Regions from separate parts of the Homo sapiens genome. Here regions 2 and 3 are each linked to region 1. Evidence: chromatin loops called from intact Hi-C (ENCODE). Cell type or tissue: mammary epithelial cell. All regions are shown on one strand.

Evidence for each region. Peaks named below come from ENCODE experiments on the same cell type or tissue, not always from the same donor. Only the 100,000 strongest peaks of a DNase experiment are listed, where the experiment ranks them.
Region 2: it touches region 1 in a loop (8-fold over the local background); 5 of 110 quality-filtered maps call a loop at or near these places.
Region 3: it touches region 1 in a loop (4-fold over the local background); 4 of 110 quality-filtered maps call a loop at or near these places.

What each region holds. Positions count from the first base shown.
Region 1 is chr1:84,769,257-84,777,256 of GRCh38, reverse strand. No RefSeq gene overlaps it. Among named protein-coding and RNA genes, the nearest start is that of SSX2IP, 83 kb to the right of the region's middle. RefSeq lists an enhancer at 1,898-2,397. In mammary epithelial cell, a CTCF peak has its summit at 4,727 (motif pointing right); DNase peaks (open chromatin) are centred at 456, 3,896 and 4,696; H3K27ac peaks cover 348 bases.
Region 2 is chr1:84,884,084-84,892,083 of GRCh38, reverse strand. The region is part of intron 1 of LPAR3 (lysophosphatidic acid receptor 3); the gene reads left to right. Among named protein-coding and RNA genes, the nearest start is that of LPAR3, 5.1 kb to the left of the region's middle. In mammary epithelial cell, a CTCF peak has its summit at 7,262 (motif pointing right); a DNase peak (open chromatin) is centred at 4,353; H3K4me3 peaks cover 210 bases; H3K27ac peaks cover 3,179 bases.
Region 3 is chr1:84,843,990-84,851,989 of GRCh38, reverse strand. All of the region lies in intron 2 of LPAR3 (lysophosphatidic acid receptor 3), which reads left to right. Among named protein-coding and RNA genes, the nearest start is that of LPAR3, 45 kb to the left of the region's middle. In mammary epithelial cell, no CTCF peak of the experiment used is centred here; a DNase peak (open chromatin) is centred at 4,549; H3K27ac peaks cover 3,061 bases.

The DNA of each region.
Region 1 (8,000 bases):
CAGATCAGAGAAATTGAGCAAGAGATAAAAATACATAAAATAAAATAAAAAATAGCAGAAAGGAAAGAAAACATGTTCTATGACCTGTAGCATGGCCCAGCAATTGCCGTAATTCAAGTTAGAATTTTGTTTCTCTGTATCTACCATGAGCAGTGAAATCAGCAATGCAAGTTGAGCTGCCTTTGGTCCTCGGCTGTCAATTAGTATCTATGCTGTAGGAATCCTGGGCAGCAATGCCATCTCATTTCCATGTTAATATATGTGATATATAAAAGGTAACTCTGGCAGTAACTCTGCGGAAAAGTCTTATGAAAGGATGCAATTATTAAGAGCTATAAAACCTGAATCATGGATTTGGGCACAGAGAGAACCACAATTGTCATGATGACGTGGCGGGGTAGGCCTGTGAATGTGCAGTAAAAGCGTTTTCCCTTAGCCATCCCACGTAAAATCACATCCCACATAAAATCACATGTCTCTGGTCTCACTAGACAAACCTAGCAAGACTTCCTGGGCAATATTCAGGTCTCTAGCTGTGGATGGAAGGTTTCTTCTTTTTCTTTTATTCTCCTTTTTTTCTCCACAACTTGGAATGTTTCCTAGATAAACATAGCTCTTATTGAAGCAAACCTCTATTTGGGGTTTCCTGGGCAGGGTTGTGCCCCAGAAGGAGTGGCCTCTGTCCAGGCAGTTATACCCTCCCATGCACAAATATAGCTCCCATTGTGGACAAGTAAGATACTGACAATCTCTTGTCCTACCCATCTCCTTGGAGCTTGGATGACTTGACCCACCCCCCAGATGCTGGTCCAACCAGATGGGCAGGCAGACAACACAATGCCTGGCATGCAGATCCAAGAGTACACATAAGAGCTGCGTGTACTTTACCCCCCAAAACAACTCCAGATGTTAGGTGTTGGGAGGATTCGCTGGCCCCTCACCCTGAGTTCAACTCACTGCCCATCTAGGAAATGACTTATTCTTACTCTGTGCTCCCATGGAGCCTAATACTTAAGTCTACCATAGCACCTGCATCATTTTGTACTTTTCTTTTCATATCTGAAGGCCCCATGAGGATCCACAGGAGACGCTGAGCCTGGCACTGGGCCAGGAATATAGTAGATGCTGAATAAATGCTTGTTGAATGAATGAACATTCATATATTTGTCTGAGGACCTTCCTCCTGAGGGTGGCAAGGAGTTACACACAGGAAACGGCCTGTGCATTGTCAATAAAATGCAGAGAACTGCGTGATGGATCCGAACATGAAATATGGCCAGATGGGTAAAGAAGCTTGACATGACAGCTTGGGTCAGGAATCCTTACAAAACTTACCTTATCCAATCCCAAAGGCCAGGATGCCTTGAGTAGTTGGGATTCAGCTTAGTCTAAACAATGGAATGTGCTCTCTTCTCTTGCAGGGTCCTTCGTGGAGTTCTTGGAGACAGGAACTTAGTCCCTGGTCTCAGCTGGTTTATAGCAAATTCCCATTTGACAGTGATTTAAGGCCCCTCAGGACCCAAATCATGTTCAGTTTCTAACCTCTTGGCAATAATCATGGTGTGGGAATACACACAGCTCATGTGCTGCAGACATCCGGCCTCTTGGGGTTTCCTTACTAGAGGAATGTGTGGTGATGGCCGCAAAGAAGGGAGCAACCTCCCAGAAGAAAGCCCAGGCACCTTGGAGTGTGAGTAACTACTGGGCTTTTTTTTTTTATTATTATCAGACATCTTGGTGCATCAGAACCAGGACCTGTAAAGGGTGATACTTCGTTAGCTCAAAGAGCCAGGTGGGAGCAGGGTGGACCCTGTGTGTGAACCAAGCATTTCTCCCGCTGAGAGGTGGCGCTATGGAGAGGATGGAAAGGGCTTGCCCTGAGGCACTGACTGGAAGGTGAACCGTGCTCCTCCGCTGCTCTGGGAATTGGCTTTGGTCATTCCTCACTCCTGAGTTGCCTGCCAGCCAAGGGAGGTGCATGTGTTGGGGGAGAAATCCCATCATCATCAACAGCCAGGCCCAGGCCTTTCCTGTGGAGGGTGTATAGCCTGCAGAGCTTAAGGAATTCCTCCCTAGCAGCAAGTCAACCACACCCCCTTTACCTGGGATTTTGGCAGCGTGGATGCTTTTTAAAAGGGCAGATTTTATTTCATTGCAAACAAAAGAGGCATTCAGGCTCCAGGGCACTCTCCTCCCTGGCAGCATCCTCCCAGGCCTGGTGAGAGCGCTCCCTGCAGACCCTCAGGGCAGGCCACACTGCCTCTCAGATGAAGGAGAGGAAGATGGATGGACCGCCACGGGCAAGCCTTCTCTGTGGGAACATAAAGCCCAGCATCTGCTTGGGGCAGAAGCCCCGGGGTGCCCCATGAGAAAGCCGTCAGGGCCCTTGGTGTGCAGTCAGGCAAGCTGATGGGCTGGGCAGCCGCTGCCAGTTAGGGAACACAGAATGCTCCTTCACAGTACAGCGAGTCCATCTGGGCAGGAGCCCTCCACAGCCGGCCTCTCTGGGAATGTGTCTTTGCCATTTGGAAGGCCAAGAGCCATCATCGTTCATTCAGACGCCTCCTGTGAGGCCAAGGAGGCTGGTCCATTGTTCCTGCCTCCCCATTCCCTCTGTCCTCCCACCCACAGCCTGGGGTGCACCTCTCCTCCTCACAGCTGCTGCCTGTGAGTTGTGCAAGGCAGACCTCTTAGAAGTCTCGCTTGGAACTGCCTAGAAGGAGATAGGCATGTTTTAATGGGAATGTAGGCATTTGGTGTGTTTACTGATGTTTCCTGGACAATCTCTTGTCAAAGGTTGAGCCTTTCTGTGTCTCAGAAAGGGAAAAACACATGTGTGGGTTTACACATTGCTGAGAGAGCAGGCAGAAAGCTGCTGCCAGACCATCAGTTTCATCCTCATCATCGGAAAGTATCTTCTAAGCACCTGATTGCCCATCACACCAAATAAAGAGGAAGTCTTGTGTGGGAGGCCACTGAATTGGAAGGGAGGAGGTGTGGATTCCTATCCCTGCTCTGCTTCTAAGCAGCTCTGTGCCTTTTCACTCGGCATGGCTTCCCTTGCTCCAATTCCACAGTGCTATCCCAGATACAGCCCTTCCCCTCTGCATTCCCCAGCCCCTGCCCACAGCAGACATGGCTAATCAATCATGTTCCCATGGCGCCTTACAGCATGGCCTCAGAGACATTAACACAGAGCTCCCGACAGCCACTGCTCACTGATTTGAAGGGCCCTCAAGATTAAACCTGTTTGCTATCACTTCCCTAAAGGAATTTATCACCTGGGAATGAAATTCTATACCAAAAACAGTCCAGGTCACTGGAAAACAAAAGGTTACAAATCAAGAAAGCAATAAGCCCACCTGAACAATCTGGACTGACCAGGTAAGTCATACTTTGGCAAAGACAGATATCCTCGCTTAATCATTTTACTGGGACAGATCCAAGGTTAGAGAAAGTGAAACATACCCTAAATCAGAAATGCCCTTTCTTTCACATATGGAGTTCTGGGAGGGAAGGTACCTTACTCCTGCCCTCTTCGCTTCCTAGATGGGGAGAGGGAGGCCTCAGTGGTTGTGACTTCCCAGGCCCCTCAGTTTGGTGGTGACCTTGTCAAACAAGAGTCCAGGATTTTTGGTCCCCAGCCCAGTGCTCCTTCTACCCACTGACACCCATTGTCTTGCTAGGCAAGGAAAAAACTCCACACTGCTATTTAAAGCACAGGCAATTAATGGTTTTCAATAGTGTTTGTGATGAAAATTAATGAACTATGAGCCAAAGGCCCCTCATTGAGATCATAAAAACAAATGACTAAACCCTGCGTGATTGGACAAGGGAGTCAGAGTTCCTTCATGTTATTGTAACTCCACCACTCCCTTTGGTTATGTGGGGAGTCACCGAACCTGTTTTCAAACCTTGGTTTTCTTGCCCGTACAATGGGCACCAACAGTGCTGCCTGTACTTGCCTCGCCAGGACATAGAAGCCAAAAGCAAACGACATGGAACTTCCAGATCCAGATTAACAGCAGTCACCATGAGCGGAGTGACATGATGTCTGCTATTAGGTAGTCAGCTGCAATTCTGGAATCACCGGCAACATTTGACAAATCCCAGGATATGTTGGGTAAGTGCTCCACAGCTCAGATGATTCCAACTCTAAGGGTCATGCAGGCTTCAGAAGTAGTTTTTATTTAGATAGGAGTGTCAGGGGAGGAACCTAGAAAGACCTTCCGTCGGATGAAGGATTTCTCCAAATCAGCAGTACACCTAAGGGGTCCCCTGCCTCTTTTTGCTTCAGGTATCTGGAGGAGGGTTCTGACAGCAGGGCTGAGGCCCAGGATGACAGTGCTGCATGCCTGCCTAATGACTGTTAACCAGGGAGCAGCTGAAAGCGTTAAGGATCAGTGTGTAACAGATCAGCATACAGAGAGAGTACCCCAAACACATCTCTTCTGGGTGGTATTTATCAGGGCACCTTGCTGGGTGTTCTTGACATCAGGAACCTGGCTTTGTAACCACATGCCCACCGCACTAAGGCCTTTGCCATAAGGAGTGGCAGTGTGTTCACACAGCATATCTTTCTAGGACATGTATTAAACATGTGTTCCTCCCAGGTCTGGCAGTTTGCCACAGTCCTGCAAAGGGCTGAAATGGCTTTGTTCTCTTGTTCCAGTTGAGGCGGGACCTGAACGCAGAAGGGAGAAAAAGGCCTCTGAGTCCACCACTAGGTGGCGCAAGAGCTCTACCGGTGAGACTGACTGGTCCAAGGACCTCTCAGGGAAATTCTGCAAAGGAATTTGAAGCTTCCAAAAATTTCAAAGCAGAATAGGGCCTTAGAGGTCATCTAATCCAACCGTATCATTTTAAGCCAGGAAAGTAGAGCTCAGAGAGATGAAAGATCTTGCCTGGCATAAACAACTGGTTAAGTGCAAAACTCTAGTACTCCAGCCAGGACTAGAAACCAGTCTCCTCCTCCCAGTCAATCTCATTCCATCCAGCCACCAGGTTTTCCCCTCTTTAGGCATATTTGTCTTGGATTCTTAACTGCATTTGATGCAGGAGTTGGGTTTGGTGTTGAGAGTTAAACACAGAAAGGGAGTGAAGTTGCCAGGACTACTTCCCAGCAGTGTGGACAGGGCCTCTTAGATGATACACGGGCGTGGGCCACAAGGTGGCCTCTTAGATGATATGGGGCCTCTTAGATGATACAGGGTGTGTGGCCCTGCCCATCTGGGCTTAGTCTCTGGGGATGCTGTTGTCCTGCCCTGAGATTTACTTGGTCAGATCATGAGGGTCAAAAATGTTTGGGGATCCAGCCAGGAAATCTTGATTCCAGCTCCACTCTGCCCACCACTGGCCAAATGCAAGTTGCTCATGTCCCTAGGCCTTGGTTCCTTGGTTTACTAAAGCAACAGGCAAAGAGAGAGTGAACCCCACCATCAAGTTTCCAGCCAAAGGCCATGGGGATCCAGAAAGTGAACCTGCAGTTATTTTTGTTCTATTTCATATTTCTATATTCATTATTATTTTATATATGTTCTACCATGTTCCATAAAGGAATTAAGTACAACTGAACTCTACAGAAATTTCATAGATACCAAGAAATGTCTGAGGATAATGATGATTCTTTCAACAAAATCTATCTAAAAATATTTATCGGATGCCAAGTTTGTTTTTATAGACAAGTCTACTTTATCGGACACTCCATCAACCAGAAATCACATTTATCTGGCACATCTGCACGTTTTCTGCCAAGTAGTAATTCATATTTATAATAAATGAGGCATTTACGCTAGTGGAGAGGTTAAGAGTACAGAATCTGCCCTGGTTTGAGCTTTTTGTCTGCCAGTTCTGAGCTGTGTAATGTTGGGCAATCGGGTACCCTCACTAATCTCCACACTTTTCATCCTCAAACTGAAATTTATTTTGATTCCAAATTACCTTATAATGATAAATAATGCCACATAGAACCTAGGTCTTATTTTCTAATATATTCTTCAACAGAAGAAACCAGGGCTTTTTTGGATAAGGACTGAGACAGGAAATATCCAAGACGAGCCTGGAGACTGTGGTGGTACCAGAAAGTAAGGAAGTACCCCAAAAAGGTTGATGGCATCTTGGACAAGCATGGGAACTTACCTGAAAGAGTGGCCAGAATGGGAACAATTTATGCAGCAAAATAAATAACCATAGCATTGGATTATAATTTATAGAGTAAAATTAATATCTATGAATCAATAATTGTATAAATAAACAATATAATAAAATAGAGAAAAGACAAATCTTCCTTTCTGAAGAATTACAACTAAAAAGGAATGCAAATCGTATAAAATCACCTTTAGAGTACCATAAGCAAGATCCACAGATGGATGCTAATATTAGTGGGCAGAAGTTTGAAGGGAAATAGAATATTTGAATAGCCTCAAAGTATCTCTCCTAAGACACTTACTAATTATAAAGGGAAAAAGTAATGACTTAACAGTGGGAAAACCAGCAGGCAGCACCTTAACCCACTGCTCAGGGTCAACATCACCATAATAAGACATATTGCCCTCATGTACGCCTGCCACGATGAGCTGAGTGCATCACTTTCATGGCATTCCTGCCAAAAATGCATGATCTCAATCTAATCATGAGAAAACATCAGACAAACCCAATGTAAGAGACATTCTACAAAAATACCTAGCAATACTCTTCAAGAAAAGTGTCAATGTCATGAAAGACTAGGAAAGACTGAGGATGTCACAGATTGGAGAAGACAGGAGATATCACAGGAAAATGCAGTGTGGGATCCTGGATTAGACCTTGGGGGAGAAAAAGACATTAGTTTTCCTGGAAGAGGGGATAGCAAGAGAAAAAGACATTAGTTTTCCTGGAAGAGGGGATAGCAAGAGAAAAAGACCATGGAGTCCGCCAAGATGTGGACCCTTCAGCCTCTGGCAGGAGGGAGCCCAGATCAGCCAGCCTCCGCTACCCCCAGGCTGCATGAAGATTATCACTTTTAACATATGCCACAATGGGAAAGAAGTTGAACAGCACCAAGGTTGAGAACCAGACGACAGAAAACTATCCACTCCCCCTCCTGCTTCCATCTTGCAGATTGGCAAAGGGCCAAGAGTAGCCTCTGAAATTAGTGACTCCAACCAGGCTAGAGCTGGTGAGTTCTGGGCATAGCTCACATCTTGTGGGCTCCAATTTTTCAGAGATGGCTGAAATACAGGATAATAGGGAAAACTCTAGAATAAAACATATCAAGGCTTAAATTTCACTGTCAGCTGTGATCTTGGACAACTTACTTAATCTCTCTGATCTTTGGTTTCCTCACCTATAAAATGGGGATTAACCTCATAGAGATGTTGGTTGGAAGGATTAAACAAGGCACAATAAAGGCTCAATTAACAGGTTGTTTGCCTCTTTCTGCATTAGCATCTTTGATGGTGTTGGCAGATTAACAGCAGGCGACCCTGGAGGCATTAGACTTCTGTTTAAGTTAAGACTACAGCCTCATTGGGTGGAGTTGCTCAGTCTGTCTGGTTGAAGAGCATCACTAGCCACAAATGGCCAATCCATACAGAGAATAAATAATAAACATTAAAAACAAAACACTGATTTAAGGAAGAACTCAAACCCAAACAGATCTAAAGTCACAACTTAGATGGGTCTTGGTGGTGAAACAGGGCAAGCAGAGTAAAGCTGGGGTGAGGCACGTGCCTGTTGTTTCGATGGAATATTTATTCTCCCAGGCTTCCTTAATAATGAGCTACAGTTATGCATGGTGACACCACAACCAGCTTCCCTTGCATGTAGTTCCCATAGACTAAATTTGGGCCAATGAAATATAAATGGATGTTGCTGAGTGGGACTTCCAGGAAGACTCTTGAAAGAGGGAAAAATAGTTGAAATATGATCTTTTTCTCTTCTTTCCCCTCCCTCTGTTTTTTTGCTCCCTATCTGTAAAGCAGGTTTAATGACTGGAGTTATTGTAGCCATATTTGAGACTG
Region 2 (8,000 bases), 110 kb before region 1:
CCACCACCACGCTAGGCTAATTTTTTGTATTTTTAGTAGAGACGGGGTTCCACTGTGTTGGCCAGGCTGATCTCGAACGCTTGACCTCGTGATCCACCCTCCTCAGCATCCCAAAGTGCTGGGATTACAGGTGTGAGCCACTGCGCCCGGCTAGGTCAGTTTTTTAAACTGAGTAATTTCCACGAAATGTTTCCCCCGTAATTTGTTATTGTCATTACAACGCTTTTCTTCCTCCTTTTCCTCCGAAAGTAGCATTACCTGGTCTTGAGATGCCGTTTAGAAATAAAGGGCTTTCTCACGGTTCCAACTTAGTCTGTATCAGAGAATAAAGTAAATGTCAATTACAGACAGACAATCAATCTCCTCTTTACAAATTCCATGTACCGCACAACGTTTCATTAATGCATGGACTTTTGTATCGCTGAGAAGAGTTGCTGGATTTTCCATTGATCCATCAACAGTTGCTAACCCTGCTTTCCATGGGCAGTGGATCTGATATTTAGTGGCCTGAGTCCAGTAAACAGAGTTTTCCTCTTTTTGGGACAGAAGTGATACGGTTAGAAACACACACCTTGGCTCTGTTAACCCCAGGCTTGTCTAAACAAACTGGACTATACTAAAAAGACGAGCGAGCAAACCCTGCCAGTCAGAGTTGTGTACTTGAGATAAGCTTCCAGAGTTGTCTCTTGTGCCTTGAGACAGCAAGGAACTAGTTATCCTGTGGAGATCTGGACGTCTAACTATTTGGACAACACTTACATTGATTGTCACTATCATATAACTAAGAAAATAGGTCATTTTGGCAAAAATTTTTTCTTTGTCTTTAGAATTTGAAACTTTGAGGTTTTGATTTAATTACATATGACACTCCTCTTGTCTAAACCTTTCAATTGCATTTATCAACTACCACTCTTTTTTTTTTTATCAGATCAGACCTATTTTAGATATCTTGCTGTTCTGCAAGATATTTGTTAGAACAGGCCTGCATATGTTTTCTATGAATGGAGACTGAATTTAAAACATTAAAGTATGAGATTGTTTTTCATGTGTGTTCACCGGAATCTGTTTAAGAAACTACAGCATGTTAACTCTCCATCTCATTTTTCAGAAACACACGTGCACAGTGGAAGAAATGCACACACAGCATTGTAGCCAGGCAGCACCCAGACACACACTCTCAACATCACTTATACACACATGCCTAAGGCTGGCTGCTTCTCCCCCAAGTTTCTCAGCCTGCTGCTGAGGAGCAGCAGTGCGTGATAACTTAAGACCCGCCTCTTATTTCTTTGGGCTGGGGCAAGGGGAATCACTATAACTGAAATGGGAATTACTGTACCTCAGATTACCCATTAGCCATTCTCCTTGGAGTATACATTAGTTCAAATGCTTTCTGGCCTGTGATTATACCCAACAGAGTGGTTAAGTCTGTTTGCAGGATTCTAGATGGCAGAGACCAGGCCCAAGGCATTATTAATGCAGTATAAATGGAAGACCAAGGCTTTGCAGTCAGACCAGCTTTTGTTCCAGTCCAAGCTTTGTGACCTTGGGCACATAGCTTCACCTCTCTAAGTCTTAATTTCCTCATCTGTAAAAATGAAGATTATATCCATCTCCCAAGATTAAAAGAGAAAGCACTGAGCATGGTCTCTCATATACAGGAAGTACTCCTTAAATGCTGGTTGCCCTCTTTTCCTCCTAGATAAAAATTTAAGTATTAACACTTGTGTAAACATGGGTGCAAATGTATATTCTGGTAAAAGTGCAAAGATTTCTAAGCCTTAGATGACTTAGAGATGTTATACACACTTTTCTTACTTGCTTTCTCTTTTCCTGGCCATGGGCCTTTTGTTCCTCCCTTCGTCATTCCTCCTGCAGGTACTGAGCCTCCCCCTTTCCGGCCTTGATGATCCTTTGTTCCTCATCCTGGATTCTGTATTTGTGGAGGAGTCACCTGGAACTCAGTCCTGCTGTGGATGGCAGAGGTGGTGATGGGGCTGGGGAGCTATCTGCATAAGTGCAGAGACTTTGTGCTTTTACAAACGGTGGACTAGAGGTACTTGGAGCACAGGGTTCTGTCTTTGAATCCTAGTCCCACTTTTGTGAGTTCTTGTGACCCTGAATAGATTGTCATGTTTAAGTTTTTTTCATTTATATAGTGGGGATAATAATTACTTTTCTACCTGTCTACATGGATTGTTAATGAGTTCCATTAACTTATGTACGTGAAAGAGCTTTGTACCCTGTGAAGAGTGCATAAACATTGGAATTAAAGAGGCAGGACATCCAGATGTGGGCCACCCCAGGCAGGCCCACTCAGCTCTGGCTATTGGGGGTTGGCAGTATCTCCACAAGCATGTTTTGAGTGCTAAGGGGGCACTGCTGCAGTTCTTCCATATTCCTCTCTCCCGTCCTCTGACATCATACTGGACTTCGAGGAGGAAATAGCATCAAAGGTTGAGAAACTGCTCTGTGGGGAATATGAGAGGAAGTTAAATTTCAGGACTGAGGTTACCCAACACTACATGATCGAAGGCATAGGGCAAAGTTCCAAAGAAGCTTTAATTTCGTGTTGGAATTACCTGTACTGTCTGCGCATCTCAGTTCTTAGTGGACAAACACAAACAGCTGGCCACCACCCATCCCACAGGTCAGGAGGAGGGTGCTGATGGCAATGTTGGACAATGTATTGGGTCCACCTATACCATCCTCACTCCCCTGTGCCTTCTTGCTGACTTGGGTCTCTAGTTTACTCTGCAAAGTTCTAAACTGACCAAAGGCATTGCTCCCCCACCCCCAAATTAAGCTAATTACTTAATTCAGTCTGAAAGATATTTGTTGCTCTCTACCTGTCCTGGCAAGCCAGCTGGAGGGTGGGGGAGGGGATTTAGTACCATTGAGGGGAAGGTTCTGACATCCTGGGTTATACCCACCCCTCTCTTCATCACCCCCAGTCTTATGTCCTCCTCTTTATTCCTCTTCCTTGGCTGGCCTCTTGTCCTGTGTATCTACAACCTTGAACTCCTCCCTTGCCCATGACCCCTGATACTGCCCTACTCCCATGATTCTGTCACCCCTCTTCAGATGTGAATCATTTGTACACCTCAGGCTGGGCCAGACTGGGTGTCACTGTGGAAAGCAACCTGCCCAGCACAGCCTGCCCCACCCCTTCCTGAGGATGTTCATCAACCCCTCTAATTACTCATCAGCTAGTCCTGTGTCTACATTGTTCCCTGGGACATTAAGCTGGAGCTTCTACTAGCCCTGGCCTTGACTCACCCATGTGCAGATTGACCAGTTATCAAGGGATGGCTTGGCAGGTGGCAGGGCTGGGTTGGAGGGCACATTAGCCCCTCCATAAGTGCACTATTTGGTCCAAAGGCCTTCCAAGCAAACATGCGGTCTAAATAAAAGCAGTGTATTTGCTTTATAAATGCAGCTTTAAGGCAAGCCCCTGGTCTCCCCTTTTAAGCCAAGCTATCCCGAAGCACATCCTCTGTAGAAATTCTGGAGCTGCCCCCAGACAGACTCAGACCATGTAATTCAAAGATAGGCAGCGGAGTCTATCAGCAGCATTCACTCCCTAAGGAGGTAGAAAGCCAGAGTTAAGACTCAAAGCCATTGGCAGTGACTAGTTATAGAAAACCAAAGCAAGGGATCAAGTATAGAATTTATTGGGAGCACATCAGTGAATCATTTACCTCCTGCCCTGTTTGATTTTTAGTAAGTCAGTTCGTCGAATGGGGGTAAGGAAGGCCTTTCTCTGGACAAAAACTATCACATGGGTCTGGTGAAGAGAAAATAAGTAGTATAATCTTTTTCTATGTCTCCATGGCATTAGGTTTGAAATCTCAATCTCTCCCTCTCTCTCCCTCCCTCCTTCTCTCTGTCTCTGCCTCTCTCTGTGTGTGTGTGTGTGTGTGTGTGTGTGTATGTATGTATATATATATATATAAAATATACATCATCAGTCTTTATTCTGAGAGGAAGTCATAGACATTATTCTCCATCACTCTTGAAAACACTCCAGCATAAAAAAAAAAGCAAGCACTCTGTCCTCCTATATAACCAGCGTACACCCATCAAATCAGGAAATGGACATTGATACAAAACACTATCATCCAATCCACAGAGCCCATTCCTATTTCGTCAGTTATCCCCCAAATGTCTCTTCTACCTGTCTGATCTAGGATTCATGTTACATTTAGTTACCATGTCTCTTCTGGAACGGTTCCTCAGACTTTCCCTGTTCCTAAAGTGTTTGCAGTTGTATAGGTCCTACATGCTGTAGGATGACTCCCAACCTGGCTGTATTGGGTATTTCTTCACAGCCTGACTGAGGTCATGCATTCTTGGCAGGAATCCTTCAGAAATGAAACTCAGCTCTTCTTAGCTTCTTACAACAGAAGGCACATGGTGCCAACCCATCCCACTGCTGGGATATTGACCTCAATCACCTGGTTATGTTGGTGTTTGCCAGATTTCTTCACCTTAAATTCGCCATTTTTCCTTCGTTTCCCTTTGTTTCCCCAAAGGTGTTTGAAAACACCTTTGTACTAGTGTTTGTGGGGAACTATTCTAGGGTTATGCAAATAGCCTGTTCCTCATTAAACCTGTACCTACAGAAACTACCATTTATTGATGACGTCTGCCTGAATCAGCCACCTCTATGAATGTTGCCAAATGGTGATTCTTTTTTTTTTTTTTTAAGACAAGGTCTCACTCTGTTGCCATGCTGGAGTGCAGTGGCATGATCTTGGCTCACTGCAGCCCCAACCTCCTGGGCTCAAGTGATCCTCCTGCCTCAGCCCCCCAAGTTGCTGGAACTACAAGTGCACACTACCACACCTGGCTTATTTTTTTTTTTTTGTATTTTTTGTAGAGATGGAGTTGGTTTCACCATGGTGCCCAAGCTGGTCTCGAAATCCTGAGCTCAAGTGATCCACCTGCCTTGGCCTCCCAAAGTGCTGGGATTACAGGCATGAGCCCCTGCACCCAGCCTCAAGTGATGATTCTTTATCACCGTCACTCTTTCTACATTTGTTAGTTGGCATACTACTATAAGGAAGAACTTTATTTTTCTGTTATGTTTTTACTAAGAACTGTTCATGGATTCCTTATGTATTCAATAAGTTGAAGTCTCACGATTGTTTTTTATTTTAATGCTCAAATTGTGCTCAATTTGGCCAATGGGGACCCCTTGGAGCTGCCTCCTGTGTCCTTTTAACACATCCCTATTATTCATTGAGCATTTCTTTATTTTCTGGCTCCACCAGATCATCTGGACTCATCTTCTACTTTCCTTGACCTAGTTAGGCCTCCCTTTTAGTAGAGAATGGTACTTTTGTCTTATTTATATTTTATATATTTAAGGCATACAACATGATATTTTCATGTATTTATCTTGATAAACATAGATGTAATGAAGTAATTACTACAGTCAAGCAAATTGACATGCCCATCATAGTTACCTTTCTTGTGTTTGTGATAAGAGTACCTAAAATCTACTCTCTTGGCAAATTAGCAGAATACAATATTTATTAATTTTAATTTTTTTAGAGACAGGGTCTTGCTCTGTACTACAGGCTGGAGTGCAGTGGCGTGATCATAGTTCACTGCAGCCTCTAACTCCTAGGTTTGAGCAGTCCTCCTATCTCAGCCTCCCAAGTAGCTAGGACTCCAGGTGCTCACCACCATTCCCGGCTAATTTAAAAAATATTTTTTAGAGGAGGGGTCTTGCTGTGTTGCCCAGGCTGGCCTCCAACTCCAGCCTTGAATCATCCTCCTGCCTTGGCATCCCAGGTGCTGGGATTACAGGTATGAGCTACCATGCTCAGCCTCAATACAGTATTAGTAACTGTAGTCCTTGTGTTGTACATTAGTGGAAACAGGGAAAAACAGAAGATGTAGATTAAAAGGTACGAAGTTGCAGTTATGTAGGATGAATAAGTCTTGAGATCTAATATGCAATATGAGAATTGTATTTAGACACCAATACATAGGAGGTTGATGTGCCCATTGTTACTGGGGTATTATTGCTTCTAGATCTCTCAGAGGACAGAGCTAGGAAATATATGTGTATATGTGTACACACATTTATAAATTTTTCTATATTAGGCTGTGTATTATAAAATCATGATTCATACTTATACCTACAATTTCAATCTAACACCCAAAGAGCTTTCTGTTCTTCCCCCTTTATATGTTTGTACATATCTTCTCTGGCAGTTAGAAAACCTGACTCTCATTATCTTCAATATTTTTGCTTATTTGCATACAGTAACCAGTCTTACAAATGTGAAGGTCATCCTGCCTCCTCTGTGTCCACCACCTTTGCCACTGCCTCTTGTCCTCGGCTGCCAGGCCTGCTAGCCTGTGTCTCTATGTAGCTTAATCATCAGTCTCCAGTCCCTCTAGCTCACAGCTCTTCCCAGCCATAGCTCATGTCTCTATGTACCTCCCCAAACTCCCCAGCCTCACGTTGCATTCCCAGCTACATGCTGATTGCTGTGTTCTGGGGAAGGAAGAAAAGAGAAGGGAAAGGAAGAAAGAAAATAGGAATGGAAGGAAAGCAAAGAGGAATAGTGTATATATTTTAAAGTCTCATTAGATATTGCCAAATTGCCTTCCCCCAAAGTTCTATCAGTTTACATTCTCACCAACATGTTATGAGGGTACTATTTTCCCCACATTCTTGCCAACACTTGTTGGCAAGTAATAGCCGCTTGTTTAAATGTTATCAATCTGATAGCACTCCAGTTTTAGCTCTATTACAGCTCTGCCACACTTAACCCTGTATTATATGTCTCATCTCACCCTCTAGGTCAGGATTTCTCAACCTTAGCACCACTGACATTTTGGACCGGATACTTCTCTGTTGTGGAGAGCTGGCCTGTGCATTGTAGCGTGTGCAGCAGCATTCCTGGCCTCTGCCCGGTAGATGCCAATAGTACCCCCCTCCCCCAAGTCATGACTGATGCAGATGTCTCCAGATATTGCTAGGAATCCCTGGGAGGAGGAGAGGATTGGCCCTGGCTGCTCTAGATAATGAGTTTCCTGGGGGAATTTTGCATCTTTACACATGTCTTCATGCACTTCTGTCTTTGACGTACATATGCTGAACAGTGAGAGAACGTTAGCTGGACAGGGATGAGAGGAATAAAAGGTTAGGTGGAATCCACTACAACAGGACCAGTGGAACTTGTTCACTGCAAGTATGCAACTTTCCACAAATGCAAATTCCAGGAACATCCAACAGAGGGAAGTGAAGAGGAATGTCAGCAAGGTTAACTTTCCATGGATTGCTACCAGGTTATTACTTGTCTTTCTGAGTTCATTTTTGCCCCAGTTTCGTACAGACAGACAATGAGGTCTGTGGCCTATTTCAGCTGATATACTCTGTTTTGTTGATGGGGAAAGTAAAATGCTTTAGGAGAAGGTGTTAACATCATTTAACATTGTAGAGGTAAACTGAGTTTCTTCTGAGCTTTCTCTGAAACAGGCAAACTGACTAATGGTTGCTAATTTCTATGATGCATTTAGAGTTTTACTGTGATATTTTCATTTGATTATATAGATTTTCCTCCATAAACTCTTACCAAAAACTCTAAGGAGAGATGTGCTTCAAGATTTTTATTGACATTTACCACAATCATTATGTTAGAAATGCAAAATGCTTGTTCCCCGGTGCCACAAAGAAATAGCGCTTGAACATAAATTTAATTCTCTCAGCAAGGCAATTTTTACTTTCTGCGGAAAGGGTATACTCACCAGCAGTCTTGCCACGAGAGTACACCAAACAAAGGAAAAGCAGACATATTTATCCCTTACACATTTGGGTTGTCCTCACTGCTGTGTCCTGCATCCACTGGCTGGAGCCGAACCTCACAGTCTAAACTGATACCCGATTTGCTAAGAGCCTAAAACTTTTTTAGATAGGTAAAGGCAAGGGAGAACAAAGGAAAAGAGGAAGTTGCTTTTGAAAAATTTAAAGAAGTAAT
Region 3 (8,000 bases), 75 kb before region 1:
TGCTGTGTGTTGCTAACGGTCATCTCCGTCTGGATTCCCTCCTCCAGCATTTTCTTGCTCCAGGCCTTCCCCCACCACCAGCTGAGGCATTTTCCTAAAAAGCACAGTTAGCTCTGATCTTTTCTTGTCTACTCTTCCAAACTGGATAAAGCCCAAATTAGTTGGGATTACAAGGCTGCTTTCCCAGTCCTGTTCCCAGCCTCCTTTTCTATGCACTCCCCTCACACAGCCCCTGCTTCTGTCATGCCAAGCTTCTCACTGTCCTGCACATGTGCAGTGACTGCCTGAGGCTCCTCGAAGTTTTCTGTAGCATGGCAAACTCCTGTCCATCTTTCAAGATCCGACTCAAGAGTCTGCCTTCTCTATGATATTTTCTCTGACTCCCCAAGGCAGAGTTGATTATCCAGTGCTTCTGTAGTATACTATTTATATATTAAAAGAATTAACTCATAAAAGTAACCCACTCTATTAAAATTTATTTGCTAAGTGCCTCTCTTACCCGACTGTGAGCTTCTCAGGGACAGGACTGTGTGTGTGTGTTTTCACTTGTACAGTGCCTGGCACACAGTAGGCACTCAGTAAATGTTTATATAATGAGCCAACAAACATGCTTATTGGGTGGGACCTGGGGTGGGAACTGGCAGTTAGTGGAGGGTCTGGTCACAAGAACAAAGGTAAGAGGGACTGGGAAGGAGAACGTGGAAGAGAATCGACATTTATGAAGCACTTTGAATTGTCAGGCATTTTTATGGATAATTGTCTCATTTCTAATAACAGCTCATTTCTAATAACAACTCTATTGAGAAAAAAGGGATTTTTAAAAATTGACCACCACTTTGTGCCAGGCATTTATACATACTCTGTTTAATCCTCTTAGAAGGTGATGCTGCCATTATTTTAAATCTGAGGAAATGGAGGCCCAGAGAGATGGAAACCTGCCCCAGGTCATATATCAAGTTGTGGTAAAGGCTCCCCCTGCCCCAGGGCATACCCTCCTCCCAGTGCTGGGAGCCACCATCTCACCAGCCCACAGCGGGTGGGAGAGGCAGCCTGGGTGACAGTGGTTCTGGGCTGGTCCACCCAGACTGGCTCAGCCTGGGTCCTTGTGCTGATCGTAACTACAAGAACTCGTTCTATGTCACCTGGGACCCCTCTTACTAACTCTGCGCATCAGCCATGAATTGCTTCCTGGAATGCAGGCCTCCTGTGTCCTGGTTCTAACCAGTGGTTATCTTGGCCTGAGCCGGGGGGATCTGTGGTACAGAGTTAGCCTGGGTCTGGAATTGACTTCTGTGAGTGACCCAAAGGCATGAAAGATTTCTTTGGTTAGGGTTGGGACTAGAGGTTGGGGGATCTCTAGAGTCCCTGGTGATTGTTAGTTTTGTTTCTTTTTTCCCTTTCAAGGCAACATCTGGCTCTGTCACCGAGGCTGGAGTGCAGTAGTGCAATCTCGGCTCACTGCAACCTTTGCCCCTACCAGGTTCAAGCGATCCTCCCACCTCAGCCTCCTGAGTAGATGGGAGTACAGGCGCACACCACCATGTCCAGCTATTTTTTTTCTTTTTCTTTTTCTTTTTTTTTTTTTTTTTTTTTTTTGTAGAGACAGAGTTTCACCATGTTGCCCAGGCTGGTCTCAGTCTCCTGGTCTCAAGCGATTCTCCCACGTCAGCCTCCCAAAGTGCTGGGGTACAGGCGTGAGCCAGTGCTCCCAGCTTGATTGTTAGTCTTTAACTCCCTCCTTTGTGCGGTGGCTGGTTACATGGGAGGGGGTTCCATCAGGACTGCTGACAGCCTGCTACATAATTTGTGGGTCTTTTGTTCAAAAGGCAGGGGAGATGTGCCACTGAAGGTACTAAAATATAAAGCTCTCTCCCTTCTTCCGCCTGTCTCCTCTGCTCATCCTCATGCTCCTCTGGCTCCCTTACAAAATACAAGTTCAAAGAGAAAATTGTTGAAGATTTCAAGAACGTGACAGCAGAGCTGTCAACCAAGTGCAGGCCCTTCTGAGCACAGATCTGCGTGATCACACAGGGCCGCCCATCCGAGAGGCCGGCCCTGGAATGCTTGGCCTTAGCTAGCCTAGGACCAACCCTACTATGATCCAGGGAGCTTCAGGAGACTTAGATGTCATTAAATTAGCTCTCCTGGGATCATGAGGGTTAGAGGGTTAGCTGTGTACCTTGCCTCTGATCAGCCTCCTTGGTTTTGAGAAGTATTTTCGTTGAGGCCTCTTTGTCTTTTCTAGGGCTGGTATCTTTCCCCAGGGTGAGACTCCTTATCACCAGGCTCGAGCACTAGCAGGAGGGACACTGGTGCTACGTGGCAGAGACCTTCTTCCAGTTATCTTAGCAACTGGTGGATCCCAGGGACTCCCCTTAGAGTTTCTACATTATTGGGCTTTCAGAACTGGACTCACCAATGAGTCAGGGAGACAGTGTTCCTGCTCTCTATCTGTGCTGAGTCTGCCTATCTGGGCCCATGACAAGGCTTATGATAAAAGTGTTATATCCAGAACAGTCTTCCTCATGACTCAGTTTACAGCCTCAGAATCCTATAAATAGGCCCCAGACCAAAGTTCAGGACTTTTCTTTCTTTCTTTTTTTTTTTTTTTTTTTTTGAGATGAGTCTCACTCTGTCACCAGGCTAGAGTGCAGTGGCGCAATCTCGGCTTACTGCAACCTCTGCCTCCCAGGTTCAAGCGATTCTCCTGCCTCAGCCTCCCGAGTAGCTGGGACTACAGGTGCCCACCACCACGCCCGGCTAATTTTTGTATTTTTAGTAGAGACGGAGTTTTACCATGTTGGCCAGGATGGTCTGGATCTCTTGACCTCGTGATCCGCCCGCCTCAGCCTCCCAAAGTGCTAGGATTATAGGCGTGAGCCACTGTGCCCAGCCAGAACTTTTTATACAAGTTAAATAACTCTTCCCTTGGAAGGTCAGTGTTTTCCTCCCCAGGATATGTTCCAAGCTCCTTGGTTCTAGGGCATCTTACAGTTAGGCCTGATGTTCTATTGAGGGATCTCTAGACATTGTACTGTTCTGTTGAAAGATGCTCCAGAGACGTACTGAGTTTACTTCTGAGGGTCCATATGTTGCAAAACATGTAGCAGAGTTCCTAGGATCTGCGTGACTGCTTAGACATCCCTCTGTGACTCCTGACATGTGGCAAACTTAACGAATGCTGTCTCACAGTGGAGCTCTGTGCCTTCTGCTGGGACTGGGAGAACTAGTGAAGATGCTGAGGTGACACAGCAGACCCAGGTTGTTCTGGAGGCTCTACCTGAGTTTGCATGCAGCTTAGAAACTAAAACTGTGTCTTCTCAGTTGCATGGAGTGGACTCTCAGAAGGACATAGAGATTGTCTTACAAGAGGTTAATGCTCATTTATGGGGTGTTAACTGGACCCTTCTTCATTTGTTCCAACTTGGAAAGGAAATATTGTGTCTCTGGTCTAAGGCAACTTGCAGCTCAGGGAGGGTAGCTTTTGGGTGAGCCTGGAGAATATTTTGGCTTCTCAATTCTTCTTTGCTGGCCTCTGCATGACAAGGGATCACACAGGGCCTCCTGGCTCAGGGAGGCTCTGTGAATGTGGTCCACAGGGACAGTGCTAAGAACCGACCACTGGATTCTGTACTTCTGTTATTTGGGAGGGAAAGTGGCCAGCCTCAGGGCCCAGCAGGGGCATTCTGGGGTTCTTAAGTTGAAGGCTTTCTTGGCGGGACCTGCATTTAAGGTGAAGGAAGCTATATAAGATGGTGGCTGGCCACATCCAGATGGACAACACTTGTCCCTTCCAACAGCCACTATCTGAGCTCTGCAGTGGGTGGAAGGCTTAGGTGACTGGCAGGCTGTGGCCAGGCTTGTTGGACAGTTCAGTAGAGGGAAGGAACTGGCTAGATCTGGGCAGACTCACAAAGGCCCATGCCTGCTGTTCAACGTGGTGTTAAGGGAGTGCTGCAGACAGACCAGTGTTAAGTGGCAGCTCCTAGATGACAGGGCAAAACTGCAGTTCCCACAAAAACCTGGGCCCTAGAATAGTGCCCAGGAGCCAACAAGGAAGGGGTGGGACCTAGGCAGGAGATTCGGGGACCACAGATGCTACTTCCTTTAGCAATCAGGTGCTTAAATCCACTTTGGGCCCTGTAGTTAGAAGTCAGCGTCAGGGAAACCTGGCAGCAGTTAATGAGGCCTGGCCATGGCTGTAGGCCAGGTTGGGAATCAGGAAGGGTAGATGCATCCTCTGGAGTGATGGTAAGTCCCTGAAAGACTGACAGGAGTTGAGGAGGACCCTGGCATCAGCAGAGCTAGAGTACCATTCAGGCTACCCTGGAGACCCCAAGTAGTGGAGCTAGGATATAAAACAGACACCCAGGTCCCAATCAGCAGGCACAGCTGAGGACAGGGGGGTCTTCAGATTCCCTGATAGGAGCTGGACTTGCTTCCTGGGCTTGTTGATGGACTCCAACTGGCTCCAGGCACTTGGGTTTGGAAGTTTGCCAGAACAGGGCTGGCCCAGACAATTCTTCATAGAAATGTGGTTTCAGGAGGTGGTGTGGTGCTTTGTGTCAACATCACCAGGGCAACGTGCCCAGCGTATGCATGAGCTCTCCCTCCACTCCCACACACACATGCTGGTTTCTAATCCAGTGATCCACTAGTACAGCCCTGACATCCCTGTTTTGAAGAAACAACTGAGGTATTCTGAAGGCCCTTACCCCAGGCACAAACATTTCAGAAGCAAGAGTTACTATGAAAGCAGTGAAAAAACAAAAGGAAGAATGGATTTAAAATACATTAAAATGATAGAAACTTCAGGAGGTAGTGACACATTGAGCCCGAGGGGAGTAGCAAAAGGATGAATCCAGCTTCAGTGTTTTAAATTTGGATGACTAAAAGAACAAAGAAGATGGTGGGTCAGAAATGGAGGAAACTCAGTGAAATAGAAAAGTCCAAAGTGGAATCTCTGATATTCCCAGGGAACATAAGATATAATTTCTTGTAAAACCTTTGGGAAATACCTCATACCCTCCCATTTCTAGGAGAATAAACTACAGGGTAGCCCCCTCCAAAATTTCCAGATAGCACATTAAAACTCTTGTAGGACCTATTTAAAAAATACATTTCTTCTCTTCTGCTTGTATGTCTTAAAAAGACTTTACAATTTTTTGTCATTGTCTTGTTCTTCTAGTTATTAGAAATAAACTATTTTATTAGGTTGAAATTATCCAGTTTGAATTTGAATGAGATCTTATTTGCTCTGACACAAATAACCCCTTTGTGGGTAATGAAAGCAATTTAATGGTGTGATCTAAAGGAGAAAACAATATTACTCAAGCTATTAACACCAGGAGACTTCTCACTGACCTCTTACAGTGACCTGCAAACTGTGCTTCCAATATTACTGCACTCTTGAGGAAGCATGGAATGAAGTTTTGCCCAAAAATATTTTAGAGAATGCTTCATGTGGAAAGTCATAAAGAAAAGCAGAGAAATATAAGTAGCTATAAATGAGAGGGGAGAAGGGACTTGTAAAATTAGCCTGATGACAAGGTTTACTAGTTTCAAGCAGCATGTCACCAATCTGAATTGGACACAGGAGCCTATCACTATAGCATTACGAAAATAAAAAATTGTATGCAGTTCTGCAATATTGTGTTTTGAGACTCTCTAATAAGACTGGAACTTTCAAGGAAACACAAATTAGAGCATTTCTAACCTTAATTGGAGCAATGTGATTCGTAGTTCTCTACTATCCCTTTATGTAGCTGAAACATCTTTAAAATGGCTTTTTTTAACATGAGAATTTGTCTGGAAAGTCTTTTTGACATATTTTATGATCAGTAAACTTACAATCTTGAATTTATTTATTTTCTTACTGGACCTGTGGTACCGGGAAATTGATTGTATTTTGTAATATCAGACCAAAATTTGCTTACTTGAAGCTGAGGGAATTGGAGCCTACCCACCTTATTTAGAAATGAGCCCTCTTATATGAGGCTTTGCTAAGAGTAATGACTTAGGATTGTGGCTGTGTGGAATTGGTGGAACGTGTCCTGTCGCTGTGTTTGTGTACCTTGTTTGTATATATTGCTAGTATTCCTGTAACAAGCAAACTCACAGAAACTTCCCAGTGGATAAAGTATACTTTTCACAGCTTGGTGAATTCACTTGCCCCTACTTTTTTCTAAAAATCTCATTTTTCCTCAAGTAAATACATGTTGAGTTTATCAAAGCCTGCATTTTCTTTTCTTTTTATAAAACCTTGAATATATATTCTGGAGAGGTTTTCCTAAACTGTTCTGATTTCTAATTTGGAGTGCATAAAAAGGTTTGAGCGTAATTAAAAAGATTAATTGGTTTTGGTAATGATGGACCAACACAGTGCAGGATAAGAAACATACAATTTTTTCACTGCAGTTTTCTTTTCTAGTTCAAAAGGTGCTTATTACTGCTCCTGACTATAATCCTAGTCCCTTTCATGTTTGACAGATTTATAGTTTACAGGGCCTTTATACCTACCTGCTCTGAGTAGTGTGGGAGATGGAAGAGGAATAAAGTGTGGGATAAAGTCTGAGTGTTTGATTCTAGTTCTGCTTTCCAAGAAAGAAATTCGTTTTCTCTACACCTCAGTTTCCTCATCTGTAAAAGTCGTAACACAAATCCCTCCTAGAGTGTATTCTTATGAGTCAATGAAATACAGGTAGAATGCTAACAAGAAGCTTAAACAATGTATATAATGGCCACTTGGAATTAATTTAGTGATTTAAAAATGCTTTTCAATGTTCTTCCCATTGATTTTATTTAGCCATCCAATAACCCTAAGCAGTAGAAGGAAAAGCACTTTTAGCCTCATTTTATGGATCAGGAATAAATAAAGCCTGGAGGAGTTACCAGATTTGTTAATGTGAACATTGGGCCCAGAGCTCAGAATTTAAATAGTTTTATAAATATTGAAGTGCTTTGGCACTAGAATTTAAATGAAGTTTAAAATCTTAATTGTTTTTGTTATTGTGGATGTAATTTGCTTGTTTCTAAAATGTACACATTGTAGAATATATGATTTAGAAAGTGGAAGTCCCCCTTAGTTCTCTCTTTAGAGATTTTAGAACCACTGTTAACAGGTTAATATGCTGGCTTGCAGACACTTTCCCTGCAAATAATAAAAGACTGTGGCGGGGTCGGGGTTGTATGTGTGTATAGTACTCACAGAGTAATGATTTTTGTACAGAAATGTGTTCTTAATAGTCATAATAGTTCCCCATCTTTTTATGCTTGACAACATACGAATATTTTTTCATGTCTGTATAAACATATGTCTAATTCTCTTCAGTGGCTATATAAGGCTACATTGTATTACATACTGATTGATGATATTTTATGAGCTATTTCTAATTTTTTGCCATTAAAATATCCCTGCAATGAGGGTCGTTTTATATACATCTCCAAGCATTCCTGGGTCTATTTTTGTGAATTGTATTTATTCAAGAATTAGTAGGTCAGGAAAATGCATGTTTAAAATTTTGTTAAGCTATCTCTAAATTGTCCTTCAACAGATTGCATCAATCTCCACTCCCACAAACAGTGCAGTAAATCTTTCTCCTTATGCTTTCCATCAACATCAGGTTTTTATAATTCACACACATCTAAATGAAACATTTCTGCTGCAGCACAAGACATTTGAAAAGACCAGAACTATCTAGCTGTCTGTCAGTGCCTGTCAGCAAACCAAGGGCAGGAAGCATAGAAGAGTAAATTAAAGCTGACAGGGCAGTGAGCACATGTTAAGCTAGAAATTGAGATATTTGGCCACCATTCTTATTCATTCATTCATATAACATTTGCTGAGGTCTGCAATGGGCCAGGCCCTGTTTAGGCCCTGGGAACACAGTGATGAGCAAGACAAAGTCCCTGGCTTCATAAGCTTACATTCTAGTGCAGGTGATCCATCAACAAATAAATTAGAACAGAATGTCAAGAATTGTTAAGACCTCTGGTAAGAA